Regions from separate parts of the Mus musculus genome. Here region 1 is linked to region 2. The links are chromatin loops, found by intact Hi-C in ENCODE. Cell type or tissue: left cerebral cortex. All regions are shown on one strand. Links, peaks and the distances in the headings refer to the core of each region. The heading gives the core; the rest is flanking DNA. Region 1 holds the start of Cycs (cytochrome c, somatic). Region 2 holds the start of Tra2a (transformer 2 alpha).

Region 1 (8,311 bases), core at 312-8,311, 1.3 Mb before region 2:
GACATTGAAGAAGACTATCCATCCAATTTCACTTACTCTTAAAAAAAAAACACACACAGGAAAACTTTTATTTTGGTTGTTATATTATGCCTTATGCTACAAGCACACAACAGGCACAAAGGCATCTGAAAGATGGAAAATCCAGACAAGTGAGTAGCATGGCAAAATCCACAGCCGGAGAGCCCACGACCAGGGACTCTAGTACCGTATAATTCCGCATAAGGACTAAGGGCTTACTGGTGCAAGTTCCAAAGGCCAAAGAATCTAGAATTGCTTGTCCTACAGCTAAGAAGGGAGCTCTGGCTCCTGAGGAGACAGCAGGAATGCCCTTCTCTGCTTCTTTGTTTCCTCTAGGCCCTCAACCAATTGCATCTGCCTACCCATTTTGGATGAAAGAGGATGTCTTTAATCCACTAATTTTGAAATGCCAGTTTCTTGGAGATAATTTATTGACATACCTAGAAATAGTACTGGCTACCTGGATATTATAGAATCCAGTCAAGCTGACAAATATCCATCTCAGCACATGTAAAATTTCAGATTTGCAAGATGAAGGAGTTCTATGTACAGATATTGGTCAGTTGCATAATATACCTGTACTTAATACCACCAAACAAAACATAGCAAACTTTATGTGGTGTGTTTTATCACAATAAAAAGGAGGAAATTAAACTATAAATCTAATTAAGAAAGCTATCTTAGTCCGGGTTTCTATTTCTGCACAAACATCATGACCAAGAAGCAAGTTGGGGAGAAAGAGTTTAATCAGCTTACACTTCCACATTGCTGTTCATCACCAAAGAATTCAGGACTGGAACTCAAGCAGGTCAGGAAGGTTGAGCTGATGCAGAGGCCATGGAGGGATGTTACTTACTGGCTTGTTTCCCTGGCTTGCTCAGCTTGCTTTCTTGTAGAACCCAGGACTACCAGCCCAGGGATGGCACCACCCACAGTGGGCCCTCCCACCCTTGATCACTAATTGAGAAAATGCCTTACAGCTGGATCTCCTGGAGGCATTTCCTCAAGGGAGGCTCCTTTTTCTGTAATAACTCCAGTGTGTGTCAAGTTGACACACAAACCCAGCCAGTATAAAAGTCATGTATCGATCTGACATTTCTCTATTCTACTCCCTGGCCTGCCTTCAGAATACAGTGGCTGGCATTTTGTTATTAGTTTGTCTGTCTGTCTGTCTGTCTGTCTGTCTCTCTCTCTCTCTCACACACACACACACACGATAGCCTCATGGAAGAGAGTGTCAAATGGTGGGAAGCACAAGATGTCTCAAAGCAAAGAAGGAAGCAAGAGGGACCAGGCTTGCTCCTTCATAATAGCTGACTCTCTTAGGGACTAATCCACTCATGAGAGAACTAATGTTCCCTTACAACCAGAGCCCAAGATAACTCTTCATGAAGAATGACGGTGCAAGAGACCTGATGGAGAAGTCATGTTTCATTAGGCCCTTCCTCTTAAAGGTCCCACCACCTTCCAATACTGTTAACTGTGGAGCAAGCTTCCAGAATATGAATCTTTGAAGAATAAACTAAACTAAAATTGTGTCCAAATTGTAAGCAGAGAGACACTTCTTGTTGTTTCTTCTTCCTCTTCCTCTTCTCCCTCTTCTTTTCTTCCCGTCTCCCTTCTCCTTCCCCTTCCTCTTCTTCCTCCTACTCCCTTTCTTCCTCCTCCTCCTCCTTCTTTGATTTTTTTTTTTTAAGACAGGGTTTCTCTGTGTAACAGCCTTGGCTGCCCTGGAACTTTCTTTCTACTCCTGGCTGTCCTAGAACTCACAGAGATCTGCCTGCTTCTGCCTCCTTAATTTTGGGATTGAAGACATGCGCCAATGTCTGGAAAAATCCTATCTTCTTAACGTTTCCGTTTCCCTGGGATGGTTTTAGACCTTCTGAGAGATTCATTCACCTTGCAAAAATGAGAGTAGGAACCTAGGCCCTTTAGTTTTTCTTAAAATATATAATATATGCTATTTAAAGCTTCTACTAAAATTTCCTCCTCCTCAATCAAAACATGGAACGGGGGGCGGGGCCACAAGGAGTCTGTTGTTTGGAGGTGGACAATGTGTTCTGTCCACGCTGAGTCTAGGGCTGGCTATGGACTGAAAGGAAACCATCTCTGGCTGTACTAGAAGCTCAGCAAATGAAAAGCCTAGCTCAGAGAAGGTGGCTTGGGGCAGCTCTGGCAGGAATGCCTAGGTAATGCTGCTGCACTTCAATCTAAAGCATCCGATCCACTTATTCCCTGTACGTGAAGAACATCCTAATAGTGATTTGTTCATAGTTTTTTTAAAAAAATACGCAATCCACTATATTGAAAAGAGAGGCATTTGCTTTAAAACAATTACAACTCTTACCAGCCACTCTCCTTCCCAAAGGATAAGAATAGATAGAGCAATGGCTTTGAGATAGGGTTGGGATGCCGAGTCTTTTAAATTCAGACTCCATTTTAGAGAACCTGACCTAAGTTTGAACTCAGGTAAACTAACAGGCTGGTACCTAGCATTAGTTTCCAAGTTGCCCCCCAAAAGAAACCCAAGCCAAAACCAAACACTCCCCTCCCCCACATACACACATAAAACACAAACAAGAGCAACTCACAGCCAACTCGTTTATAAACGAAAAATGGTATCTTCTGTTCCACAAAGAAACGATATTGAGAGAACAATGACTTCAGTAAGAACTACTTTTTCTTTGGAGAAATAAGGAAGGCAGTATCAGGACTTGATTTAAGGACATATTGAATGTCTACAGATTTGCTACATCAGGTCTTTAAAAACTTTAAGAGTTTGATAAATAAGCCTATATACAAATAACTTAAAATAAACCTACATAAGGACTAAGTCTAAATGCTGAACGAGTACCCCCAAAAGCTAGGACAGTTTAATAACAATGAAAATACATCAGACCTCCTTATCTATGGTTCCCATATCCATGTCTTCAGAAATCAGCAGATCACATCACATACTATGTAGTTAGGCTTACAATATTCTCACCAATACAGAATGACTAGCGTTTTTGTCATTTTCCCTAAGTGACACCATACAGCACTGCATTTGGCAGTATAAGTTATAATCTAGAAATTATTTAAATATTGGGGAGATTGTGTAGATTATATACAAATATTACATCATTTCATGTGAAGGACTTAAACACCCATGGAATTCTGTATGGGTTCTGGGGATTGTTCTGGAATCAACTATCCCTGGGAATACCTAACAACTATACTCACACAAACTGACATCTTTGAGCAGATAGGACCAGTGGCTGGAAAGAGATCTATTGAGACTTTAGACCAGCCTTCTAACATCTCATGTTAATCTGATGGCGGAAGGAAAAGTGGTAGAATATAAACAAGCTCAACCAGAATATGTGAGTTCATACTGAGAAGGGCCCGGCACACACCAGGCATCTATAAACACACGATAAACTATGTCAAGGCTAGACAGAACATAGGGAATGGACCGACATTCATCTGAATTTGGGAGAGGGGAGTAATGAAGAAAACGTCCAGTGGCAGAATTTAAAGTGTCTGTGAGTTCGTTTTGAAGTACACCAGGAAAGTATGCTAAGGAGACTTCCATTTCCAATATGGTCAGAAGGGATGCCAAGTCTAGCGGATTCCCGGGAATCCTCTACTCAGGCGAATCCTGCTTCTCCCTTAAAGCTTGCCTGCACACCCTCCTCGTTTTCTACAAACACTAGGGGAAGAAAACAGGGACTCTGGGTAAGATGTGATCCTGTCTGCCACTTGTGCGTACCTTCCCCAGCTTTGAGGCTCTCACTGGGAGAGCAGGAAGATGGTTTAACAGAGTAAAGGTCACCAGCAGGCGTCCACTGCGAGGCCAGTGCAGTTGCGCCAGCCAGGAAGCCTTGACCAAGCCTGGGTAAAGGTCGCCAGCACACCGGCCGGCAGTCTCAGCACTCCCCGTGGGCGGAGGCCGAAGGAGTCCTAGGGCCGGGCGTTACCTGAGCCGAGCCACACCCGGATCCCAAGGGAGCATCGGCCCCGCTACTTGCCCTCGCCATCTCGCAGGCCAGAGGGTGACGTCACGCACGTCCACGCCTTACGTCCTAAGGCCTGTCGTAAGTGTCGGGCAAACGAGGCCTCTGAAGGAAGGGCGCCCTCTGGGCACATCCTACCATGCTAGCTCGCATGCGCGCGCACAAACCTGTCCTGGAGCCAATGAGGTGCGGTTACGTCACGGCGCAGCAGACGGCGCTACCGCACGTCGGGCCGCGGACGGGCGGAACAAGTGTGGTTGCACCGACACCGGTACATAGGCGCGGGCCGGCGTGTCCTTGGGCTAGAGCGCGGGACGTCTGTCTTCGAGTCCGAACGTTCGTGGTGTTGACCAGCCCGGAACGGTGAGCGCGCGACGGGGATGCGGACCGGGAACGGGGCGAGGAGGCCGGGGCAGGCCTAACCTACAAAGCCATGCAGAACTGTGGCACGGCTGGAGGCGGCGTGGGTGTAGGACCGGGGCCCGGAGTTCTAGAAGGAACTCGCCCGCCGCCCCTTCTGAGAGCAGAAGCTGCTGTTCCTTCAGGACTGGGCCAGTTCTTTTCCTGATTAAGCATCTGGGAGGGTGGGTTTGTAAAGTCGTAGTCACCCCTGGGATCTCAACGTGAGAGTGAGACGGTTCCTTCCCCAGTCCTCCCTCGCCTTCCCGTGCCGGACTAAAGCAAGAGAGAAGAGACTTAACCTCCTAATGAGACCGGAGCAGGCGGAAGCACTTAGGATCACCCCCAGCCTCCCTTATCTTTGGAAGTGACTTTAATCGGCAGCACTGACAGCAGTTTAGCATTCTGAAATGTTAAGAGTTGTAGTGGTTTTGCTTTAATGAGTCCGGTTTCATATTTGTGACTTTTTGACCTTGCCTTCTTCGGAAACTGGGGTTTGAGCTGTGGGTTTCCATTTCCCTTGGCATGGACCTGTCTTGAGCACAGACTTGCTTTAAAGGAGAGTCTCCTAGGTGATGTATTTGCTATTGAAGAATATTGCAAGTGGACTGAGTTAGCACCCTGCCTGGTGTTAAGAGGACATAAGAATAGCGGTTTGAATGGTCATTGGGATCCGTAGTACGTTTTACTGTTGGATCTTTTCCCTTTTAGAATTAAAAATGGGTGATGTTGAAAAAGGCAAGAAGATTTTTGTTCAGAAGTGTGCCCAGTGCCACACTGTGGAAAAGGGAGGCAAGCATAAGACTGGACCAAATCTCCACGGTCTGTTCGGGCGGAAGACAGGCCAGGCTGCTGGATTCTCTTACACAGATGCCAACAAGAACAAAGGTAACGGGGGGAGCTGCTGTCAGCCACAGCACAGGTTGCTTGGGTTAACCAGTGCAGAATTACCAGGTGTGTAAAACACTTAACCTCTGCATCTCTTTCTGTTTAGGCATCACCTGGGGAGAGGATACCCTGATGGAGTATTTGGAGAATCCCAAAAAGTACATCCCTGGAACAAAAATGATCTTCGCTGGAATTAAGAAGAAGGGAGAAAGGGCAGACCTAATAGCTTATCTTAAAAAGGCTACTAATGAGTAATTCCACTGCCTTATTTATTACAAAACAAATGTCTCATGGCTTTTAATGTACACCATAATTTAATTCACACACCAAATTCAGATCATGAATGGCTAGCAATGTTTTTGTTGGACAGTCCTGATTTAAGTAAAACTGACTTGTCATAAAGTGGGTACGGTCTTTATTAAAGCAACAGTTCCAGTTGTATACATGCTACCACGGCTCTCCCTTTCTCAAGATAAGATTGGACTTAATTAGCAATGTTTTACTTTCCATAAATAGGGGCATGTCACCTCAAACCTACTAAATGGTTTTATACTTAGATTTATATAACTGGGCATATGAATATGCTTAAACACTGGGAAAATTCTATCACTGTCTCAGAAACAAGAAGACTCAAATGTGTTTCAGTTTGTGTTCACTGGCCTCTTTCAGGTCATGGCTAACCACCAGGAGGCAACTGTCTATTCTTGACAGTGCAGTTTTAATTAGAATTCCCTACATCAAGGATGTTGCCTTTTACTATTGAAAGGCATTTACTGTGGTTTATGTATGATATCAAATAAAGAGTATTTAACACTTCTTTATAGTTGATCTGCAAATTAAAATGCTTTTAGAAACAAGCAAGTTAGGCCTTTTAAATTCTCTATTTTCTAAGACTAAGTTGTAAATCAGAATTGTCCTTAAATACCCACTCAGAAACACACATAACTGGAATTCGATTAGGAATGGCACTCTTTGCTAACTTACTAGATGGAAAGATGGAAATAAAGGAAATAGTTTGTATCAGCAGAAAGAAGATAATTAAAACAACCACAGATCGTGATCCTTTGATTGTGCTTTGTTTAATGACAGTTAACATATCTTTAGTTGTTTAAATGTTCCCTGGTATAAAGCCATGGTCTAGTGAAGGTACTAGGTGCTCTTACCTTGATATCTCGGGCAACTCCGACTACAGCCACGCTTTACCCTTCGTTCTTTGGCCAGAATGAGATCTATAAAGGTGAATAATTATGTATTAGCTGAGTGGTCCTAAATTTTATAGAGAATGGCAGGGAAATGAGTGATAGTGGTGTCTTTGTGGGGGTGAAAAGGCTGGAGAAAGACCTCATCGTGACTTCAGACGTGTAGAAGATGATTAACTGGGCCTCAGGTCAGAGGCAGCACTTTGTGACAAATCTTACTTTATACAAGAAATTGAGGACAATCTGGAAACAAGTTTGGAAAGTTTTCTGTAATTTGGAGTTTTGGGCTGATGGGTAGGAATTTTTTTTTTGTTGTTTTGGACCTATTTTGTATGTATGGGTGTTTTCTCTGCATGTATATCTGTGCACTACACTTGAAGGCCAACCCAGGGTGTTGGATTCCTTGGGACTGGTGTTACAGCGGGATCTGCAGTGGGCGCAGTCCAGGCTGAGTCCTCTGGAAGAACAGCCAGTGCTCTTGAGTCCTCTCCAGCCCTGATAAGCTTTTTACTTTGTAGGTCCTTCAGAGATAGCTTTGTAATAACACTTGATGAGTCCCAAGTTTTTGTAACAACTTTCCAGGGCACATTTTAACTAATGTGTAAAGAAATAAAGCCCTGGAATTGCCGGGTGGTGTTGGCATACACCTTTAATCCCAGCACTTGGGAGGCAGAGGCAGGTGGATTTCTGAGTTCAAGGCCAGCCTGGTCTATAGAGTGAGTTCCAGGACAGCCTGGGCTACACAGAGAAACCCTGTCTCAAAAAAACAAAAAATAAAAATAAAGCCCTGGACTTGTTTTCTTATATTCTGGAAATGATAGAAAAAAAAAGTCATAATAAGCCGTTGAGATGAATATATAGACATTTGGCTTAAGATTTTATAACATTGGGCTTTCAATATAAATTCAAAGGGGCCTCGTTAGTGCAGCAGGTTGTGTGAGTCCTATAGTTTATAAACTCAGATTCTGTAACCCAGAAGTGGTGAAGCCATGATGACTTATTTCCTGACAGGCAACCTTTTCTGGGAGCCCAAGTAAAGGGTCCCTACTGATGACCAAACTTAGAGTTGTTATTTCTGTATCTATACCTAATACATCATCTAAGGCCTGTGTTACACAGATGGAACCTCCTGTGTTCTAAGGCTAGACTCAAGTAAGATACCCAGTGATGGAGAAGGTAAACCTGTGAGATGCAGAAAGGGGACAGTCTCTGTACACTGATTTTACAAGTCAGGAAGTGGGACCACTCTAGCTGATCTGCTTGCTCTTAGTTGCTTTGTAGGTGGCTAGTTCAGTGATACCATAAAGGAAAATCAGATGAATTTCTTCTCAGTTCCACCTGCATTCAGAATGCTTAGAAAAGCTCTACCCCATAGTCCTTCCTGTAATGGATCTTTTAGACATACTTGTCCATTACCCTGGTGTGGCTTTCAAACCCATGAAGTACATGTGGGTTGATGAAGTAGCTAATGGCTGCTGTATTTATGGCATTGACCTAGAACTAGTACCAGCCAGTTTAAGCACTTGCCTTCTGAGAATCTAGAATTAATGCACATAAAATTCTGATGCCTTTCTGAACACTGATTTAGACAATCCCTTTGATTTTACCATGCTTCATCTGTTGAGTTTAAGTTGTCTTTTTTAGGTGGGCAGGGGCACCATCTGTCTTCCGTTACACTTACATATTCATTTTAACCACTGAAGATTGCTAAATAAAGGACATGTCGGAGTACACACTCGCTGTCCAGGAAAACGGTCCTTAACAGACTTTTTACAGCTACATAGTCTTAGATGACATCATGTTAGTCAAATT
Region 2 (8,334 bases), core at 34-8,033:
GGCCTTTGGAAGAGCACCCAGTGCTTTAATCACTATCTCTTCAGCTCTGAAATCTATTATTTTCTACATTAACTAACATTTTTCATTTGTTGTTGTCTTGAGGCAGATACTCACTGTGCAGCTTAGGATTTATCATAAAGTCCAAAGCTGGACTTGAACTTGTAGCAATTCTCTTCCATCTCCCTTGAAAGTACAGGCCAGATAGAAAAACAAAAAAATAAAAACAAAAGATACAAGGCATTGCATATGGGAAGCACATAGTCTACCACTGAGCTACAGTCCCAGCCCTAACGCTTTTTTCTTAAAGGAATATCTATCTTTATGGATCTTGCAGGTGAAGCAGGGCAACATTATTATTGAAGAAAATGAGAGTTGCACATATCAACTTCAATGCATCTTATCACAATATCGTGAGCTAGAGGGGATGTGATGTTGCATGCCTGTAACCCAAGCACACGATAGGCTGATGCAGGAATGGTCATGCATTCAACTCTATCCTGAGCTACACAGGGAGACTCCATCTCAAAACACGAATAAAACCCACAGTGCTGTTGGGGAGTTAAATTAGAAACACACAAGGGAGCCTGGCATGGTGGCGCACACCTTTAATCCCAGCACTCGGGCGGCAGAGGCAAGCGGATTTCTGAGTTTGAGGCCAGCCTGGTCTACAAAGTGAGCTCCAGGACAGCCAGGGCTATACAGAGAAACCCTGTTTTGAAAAACCAAAAAAAAAACAAAAAAACAAAAAAACAAACAAACAAACAAAAAAAAAAACCCAAAAAAAAAAAAAAAAAAAAGGAAAGAAAGAAACACACAAGGGCTTTGCAGCCCCAAGGAGGGAGCAACAGTGACAACAGGCCAGACCTCTCCCCCACCCCCACCCACTGAGCTCCCAGGGAGCTGGACCACCAACCAAAGAATACACATGGAGGGCCCCATGGCGCTGGCCATATATGTGGCAGAGGATGGCCTTGTTGGACATCAGTGGGAGGAGAGAAGGGGTTTGATGCCCCAGTGTAGGGGAATGCCAGGGCAGGAAGACAGGAGTGGGTGGGTGGGTGGATGGGGGAACACCCTCACAGAGGCAGGGGATGGGGTGGTGGTGGTGGGGGTTTCAGAATGGGAGACCTGGAAAGGGGAAAACATTTGAAATGTAAATAAAGAAAATATCCAATAAAAAATTGAAGAAACAACAATATAGTAAATCAGGAATGTGCTGTTCTAAATGCACTTACAAAATAACACTACATATTAACTTACATGATATTACATGAATAGAAGGGTAAGTATTTAATAATGAGCTCTCTGAAAGAAAGAGGAAGAAAAATGATTTGCTGATATTCACAACATAAATCTTCCTGTTGTGGCTGAGTCCAAACCATTAAGAGTTTAATAATGGGGGCTGGAGGGATAGCTCAGCGGTTAAGAGCACTGACTGCTCTTCTGAAGGTCCTGAGTTCAAATCCCAGCAACCACATGGTGGTTCACAGCCATCCATAATGAGATCTAACACCCTCTTCTGGTGTGTCTGAAGACAGCTACAGTGTACTTACATATAATAAATCTTTTTTTTTTTAAAGAGTTTGATAACTAGCTCTCTGACATTTCTGATAGGCTCTCTTTTTATATCTCAGGTTGGCTGGAACTTCCAACAGTCCTTCCTTCTAGACGCCTAAGTGGTGGGATCACAGGCACAGATCACCACACCCAGCTATTTCAGGTCTTTGTGAATTCATTATTTGTGCTGGTGTTCCTTATTTTTCTAGAGCAAGAAGTATGGATACTAATGTTGCCAAACAATATATTCCCCCAATTTATTTTTATTTATTTACATGTTCTACAGTGTTGAGGACTAAACCCAGAGCCTAGTACATGCTAGGTGTGCTGGATAATTTTCTATCAACTTGGCACAGATAAGGTCACCTGAGAGGAGGGAACTTCAATTAAAATGCCCCCCGCTGTGGTGGGAGCTCATGCCTTTATTCCCAGAACTTGGGAGGCAGAGGCAGGCAGATTTCTGTGAGTTCCAGGCCAGCCTGGTCTACAGAGGGAGTTCCAGGACAGCCAGGGTTACACAGAAACCCTGTCTTGAGGTTTGGAAGCAGAGAAGAGTGAGAAACTCATGGCTTTTCAGTATAACCCCATCTGTGTATATATTGTTATTTCAACGTTTAAAAGGGCAGATACTAGCCGGGCGTGGTGGCTCACGCCTTTAATCCCAGCACTCGGAAGGCAGAGGCAGGCAGATTTCTGAGTTCGAGGCCAGCCTGGCCTACAAAGTGAGTTCCAGGACAGCCAAGGCTATACAGAGAAACCCTGTCTCTGTAAAAAAACCAAACCAAAAAAAAAAAAAGGGGGGGGGGCAGATACTGGGGATAAGGAAAACTCAGCTGGAAAAGTCGGTTTGTTTGTTGGGTTTTTGTTTGCTTGTTTTTGGTTGGTTTGTTTTGCTATGCAAGAAAGACCTGAGTTCCATACCTAAAGAGAACAAAACCAAAAAAACTCAAGAACAAAACCCCACAGGCAAAGCCAGGCGATGACACACGCCTTTAATTCCAGCACCCGGAGGACAAACCGACCCAACGCCAAACAGCAAGCTCTTGAAACCCGCCAATCTCCCGCGCTAGGCCAGGCGGACACAAAGCCTCCCGGGGCGGAGGCGGGGTTCGCGACGACGTCATCACAGGTCCGCCCCTTGACGTCAGGCGCCGGGGACACCAGGAGGTTTCTGGCGGCACGGGCGCCATTTTGCCTGAACGTGCGAGCTGGTGGGAGTGGAACGCACTGGCCGTTGTAGCCGTCGCCTTCTTCCTCCCCACAGTCCGAACAGCGCGGTGACTAGGCCGTCGGCCCTCGAGCCGAGACATATCTCTTATTTAGTTCTCGGGAGCGCCTGGCCGACATGAGTGATGTAGAGGAGAACAACTTCGAGGGCAGAGTGAGTACAAAGCCGCGGGAGCCGTCTTCGGCGGCGGCCCGATGCTCCGGGGCTCGGGGACGAGCGCGGTCGGTCGGGCGAGGTGGCGGGGCCCTCAGGAGCAGCCTTGAGGGCCACCGCGAGCGCGTCACGTCCCAAGATGGCTTCGGGGTCCCCCTGCGTGCCCAGATGCCCCACTAGCCCGCAGCGCTCCTTTCTGGCGGCTGACTGGTACCTGGCCTGGTCCTATCCTCTCCTGTCGCTCCCTTTCCTCTCAGCTTCCCATCTCTGCTCCGAGGTGCGGGTCCCCGGCGCGGTGGGGCAGGAGGCGGCGGGGCGCTCCCTCCGGCCGGATAGTGGTAGGTGCTTCCTGCGGTGGCATCTCGGGCCACCACCACCCCTCCTCCGGCCATCGCAGCGGGGTCTCGGGGTCAGAAGTGCGCGGGGCTGCTGTCCGGGCGGGGAATCGCTGGCGCGGGACTAGCTGGGGCCTGTTGTCTCCTTGGCTCTCTGTTGCAGTGAGCGGCCGCGTCTCCGTCGGAACCGGCGGCGTCGCGTCTGTAAAGGCGAAAGCCTTGAGGTTGAAGGTGGGACGAGCCCAGTGAAGTGGTTAGTCAACGACCGCAGCGACCCTTAAGAGTCCTTAAGACGAGAGCGAGCGGGGAAGGGAAAACTACGCAAGAGCCTTTCCCCTTAATGTCCTCTTTCCTTTCGCTTCTAAATGAATGTGGAAATGCAGTGACGCCTGTTTTCCTAACAGCTAGATGTTGGGTTCTTTATGTCTCAACTTCCAAAGCTTTCCTTCCTGTGACCATTCCTCTGAAAACTCCTTTACAGATCTTTATGGCTAAACTGCCAAGACATCTTACTTTAAACCTTACGTAACTGAACAAATTTCTTGCCTCAGTTTTCAAAAAAGAAAAGAAAAAAGCTAATCATTGTTAACTCAAAAGATTATACCTGAAATTTACAGACCCTCCCCCGTTTTTCTCACCCATTCCCCGGAAAAGGGACTCAAGACTTTGGTTATCTGAGGTCTTGTGAGTATAAACCGTATATTCACAAAGCTTGAGTATATTATTAGAACGTTACCGGTTTTTGAGTTTTATTCCGAAGTTACCCTAGTATTGGAAATTAATGGAAGTGAGTCCTGGTAAAACCATGGAAGGAAAAAAAAGGGAAACAAAAGTCCCATGGTACTCGAGGGCTGGCAGTTGTGTTGGTATTCTAGTGGAGGAGGGGCGGGTGGAAAAAAGCCGCTGGAGGGCTTTGCTGAAGGAAAGAATTTGTCCCTTTTGGAAGCTCGGGATTTAGACACCTGTACTCTGTCAGTCAAGTCATATACGGTCAGTTAGGGTTTTGATCTTGAGAAAAGAGGGTGCATTTTGTTTGTTTATTTTTTTATTTAATGCACTAGGACAAGGTCATAACTACATTTAACTTTGATTGGATTATTTGAATGAAATTTGCACACAACGATTGAGTTGAACCTGCTTACTATTTTTAGGATTGTTTTATTGTACTAACAACTTTTAAAGACTATGAAGTAAATATTTCACGTAGTTGTATTACTTGTGAAACTAAGTAATTAGGAAAAGACGGTTGGGGTTTGGGTGTGTTGTTTTGTTGTTATTGTTCCTGGTTTAGTCTGTGGGACTTGTACCAGTGTTGCTCTGATGGCTCTGATTGCTGCTCTGGTTCTCCCATTTGTCCTCTAGTGGAAGGAGTAGTGGATAATTACCACCTTCCCACAAATTATTGAAGATTCCTATCCACTTTTCAGTTTATTTAGGTATTAACAACCTAGTTAACAGATAGGGACTTTCTAGCTCCCTCTCTTCTGCCATTAGTAGTACAGCAGTACCTGTGGTTCAGTTTACATCAGCGCTTTCAGGGTCAGTTACAGCTCTTTAAGATGTAACAGTTTTTGTTTTGTATTCTTAAATTATGATTGAACAGACTTGTAATTACATAAAGAATTAGAAGGCTAGAGGCTTGTGGGGGGGTTCATATTGATTTTTGTTGTTTTTGAGCTTTGTGGGAGTGGAACCCAGGCCTTTTGCATACCAGGCAAGTGCTGTACCACTCCTCTTCTTAAAGCAGCTAAGTATTTAAATACAGTGCTTTGTTTTTTTTGTTTTGGTGGGAGGTTGTATGCTTTTTCCCCCCTGTTGACCATAATTGCTATGCCCCTTTATCATTGCCTGTAGAGGTGTCTGAGGGCAGCTTCCTAAGAGAGATGTTTGAATGATGTGTTGAAGTTATTTACATGGTAGTTAGACTTCAAACTCTTCTCATTACCCTAAACTAGGGGAGGCATTGACAGGTCAGTAGTCAAATGCTGGGCCTATTGGGTATTTTTAAAAGATTATTAATATAGGGTTTTTATTATTATTTCCCTTCTGTTGGAATTTATTGGGAAGATTGCATCTGATACATAAAGTGAATGATTGGACTTTATCTTTAGGTGTAACAGGGAGCATGTTAATCCTTTCTCAGTAAAAGTGTTCAAGATTAGGTGGAGGGTTCCTAGAATGGACCAAACACTGAAGATAAAATATATAAATATATCTATGCTTACAATATTTTAGAATTCAGCCTTCTTGGGTGCATTTTTATTTATTGCTTGTAATAATATAGCAAGGGCTAGGGTGCTGTCAACATTTTAGAAATGAAGAACTACCCAGGAGGTGCTGCTGGTCCACACCTATGCACTTGGGGGTCAGAGGCAGTTGGAGTTTGAGGCTAGCCTGGTCTGCTGAGCAAGTTCCAGGACAGCCAGGGCTACACAGGGAGAAAAAAAAAAAAGAGGAGCTGGAAAGATAGCTTAGTGGTTAAGAACACTGACTGTTCTTCCAGAGAACTTGGGTTGGATTTCCAGCACCCACATGGCAGCTCACAGCTGTCTGTAATTCCAGGATCATCACTCACGGACATACATGCAGACAAAACATCAGTGCACATAAAATAAAAGTTAGAAAAATTATAAAAGGAAATAAGGTAAGAGAGTACAAGAACAAACCAAGACATGGAAGACCACATAAGCCCCAGTTTACTGTCCATTGTATATACACAGTCCTGTATGTGTTCAGATTTTTCTTTGTGAAGAGCACATTGTACTTAACTGTATTGACCCATGAATAGAGTTTGCTAAAAGTATTTATTCAAGCCATATTAGGTTGTATATTTTACTTTGTGTCTGGATGTTTTGCCTGCATATATGTCTGTATACCACACATGTACAATGCCTAAGGAAGCCAGAAGAGGAAATCATATCTCCTGGGACTAGGGTTGCAGGTGGTTGTGAGATACCAAGAATTTGTCTTAATTTCAGGTGACTGCCAATTTAAACCTGGGTTTAAAAACAAAAATACTGTCATTAAGTGTATTAGTGCCGAAATAGTGACAGATATATGTGCAGCCAAGATAACAAAGGGTTTCGAATTCTAGGCTTAAGGATTCAGACTTGAATCCAGCGCTCACTAAGGGCCATCTATGAGCTCTTCATTTTGGAAACCTATGATTAAAAAGACTGGCACAGGAGCAGTAGAATGCAACTTGAATTATTTATGGCAGAAACCCTTTTCAAGAAATACAGGAGAATGATTGTGCCATTACAAAAAAAAAAAAATCCAGTTCTGGGTGTGCTGTGGCACATCATTAATTCCAGGCACTTGGAAGCCAGAGGCAGACAGATCTCTGAATTCCAGGTCAGCCAGGGTGTAAGTAAGGTCTTGCCCCTCAAAACAAAACAATAAAAATCGTAACAGGTCCATAAACAACTTAACTTGGTCCGCACATATATCAATTTAGGAAGATGCCGAGATGTTTTGAGACAGGGTTTTACTGAAGCTCAATCACGTGCTTTCCTTAACTCAGGAACCTTTCCTTTCAGCTTCTCCTCGGTACTGGAATTTATAGCCAGAGGCCACCACACCCAGTGTTCTTTTGAAACTGGGAAAGAGGGAAAGGTGGCTCTGTTTTGCTTTCATTTCTCTCTTTCAGTGTCTTTACTGTTTACTCCTGGCTGACCTCAAACTCAGATCTATTTGCCTCTGCCTCTTGAGTGCTGGCATCTGTTTGTCACCTTAATAATAATAAAGAGTTATCTGCTTTATCAAACCTATCCAAAGGTAAGAGAAATGTCCTTAATGTCCTTTGGAGAAATTGAGAAGAATGGACATAACTCTTATAGTTCTTATTCTGGCCTCTTAAAAACCCAATTTTTAAAAAAGGAGTCCTAGTATGAAGTCACCTTGCTACGGAATGATTTGTCAATAAAAGTGAAAAATTAAACAAATTTACCTGTATCCGCTGGAATTAAAAGTTGTATTTGTGTGCTGTAGAAGATGGCTCAGTGAGGAAAGTGCTTGCTATAGAGCATATGAACCTAAGTTCTGAAGCCTGGCCAATATTCTAAAAGCCAGGCTTGGCAGAGCATGCCTCTAATCCAAATGTTTAGGATCCTCAGGAGTCCTTAGGCACTTCAGCTAATGAGTAGATGAGCTCTGGGTTTAGTGAGAGACCAACCCTATCTCAAACAGTTAAGTGGAGGGAGATACATAGAGCGAGATGTCTAACCTTCTGTCAACGGGTATATGAGCGTGCAAATATACACAAAGTTGTATATATTAATATCTTAACAAATGGAAATGGAAGAGACAGGTCCACCACTCAGGAAGTGTGATAACCAGAGGATAACCACCAGTTTGAAGTCAGCCAGGGACACAGCAAGACTCTGAGAGCTGGAGAGATAGATGGCTCAGAGAATAAGAACACTTTGCTGCTTTTTGCAGAAAACCCAGGATCTTTTTTTTAAATTAATTAATTATTGAACCCAGGTTCAATACCCACCACTCACATGGCACCCACCTCATTTGCATCTGTAACTCAAGTCTCATGGGTTCATGCACACTCTGACCTCAGGGTATATGGTATGCGTAGGGTACTCAGAAACATGCAGGCAAAACACCCACACACACAAACTACAAAACAATTTATGGGGGCTGGAGAGATGGCTCAGAGGTTAAGAGCCCTGACTGCTCTTCCAGAGGTCCTGAGTTCAATTCCCAGCAGCCATATGGAGGCTCACAACCATCTGTAATGAGATCCGATGCCCTCTTCTGGAGTGTCTGAAGACAGTTACAATGTACTCATCACATATATAAAATAAATAAATAAAATCTTTAAAAAAACAATTTATGAGCCGGGTGGTGGTGCACACTTTTAATCCCAGGCAGATCTCTTGAATTCGAGGCCTACAGATCTAGTTCAAGGACTACACAGAGAAACCCTGTTCAGAAAACCTAAACAAATGAGAGGGAAGACCTTGTCTTTAAAAAAAGGAGAGATGGGAGGTATTTCCTTCACTCCTCTGGAATTGACTTACTGACTTGTTTTTAAAACAGTTTATTTGG

Evidence for each region. A loop is a pair of places that touch in the nucleus more often than their neighbours do. Peaks named below come from ENCODE experiments on the same cell type or tissue, not always from the same donor. Only the 100,000 strongest peaks of a DNase experiment are listed, where the experiment ranks them.
Region 1: a loop joins it to region 2, with 6 times the contacts of the local background. A loop is called at or near these places in 2 of 42 quality-filtered maps.

Annotation. Positions count from the first base shown.
Region 1 is chr6:50,562,481-50,570,791 of GRCm38, reverse strand. Cycs (cytochrome c, somatic) reads left to right here and starts at 4,223. Exons shown (of 3, transcript NM_007808.5): 1 at 4,223-4,376; 2 at 5,124-5,300; 3 at 5,407-8,229. The coding sequence starts at 5,132. The coding sequence ends at 5,555. It overlaps 5430402O13Rik (RIKEN cDNA 5430402O13 gene), which reads right to left and starts at 4,149. Exons shown (of 3, transcript NR_027892.1): 1 at 3,770-4,149. In left cerebral cortex, for the core only: CTCF peaks have their summits at 3,903 and 4,120; DNase peaks (open chromatin) are centred at 4,158 and 8,169; H3K4me3 peaks cover 2,330 bases; H3K27ac peaks cover 1,773 bases.
Region 2 is chr6:49,258,442-49,266,775 of GRCm38, reverse strand. Tra2a (transformer 2 alpha) reads left to right here and starts at 2,724. Exons shown (of 8, transcript NM_198102.2): 1 at 2,724-2,938. The coding sequence starts at 2,903. In left cerebral cortex, for the core only: no CTCF peak of the experiment used is centred there; DNase peaks (open chromatin) are centred at 2,706, 3,500 and 3,532; H3K4me3 peaks cover 2,434 bases; H3K27ac peaks cover 1,441 bases.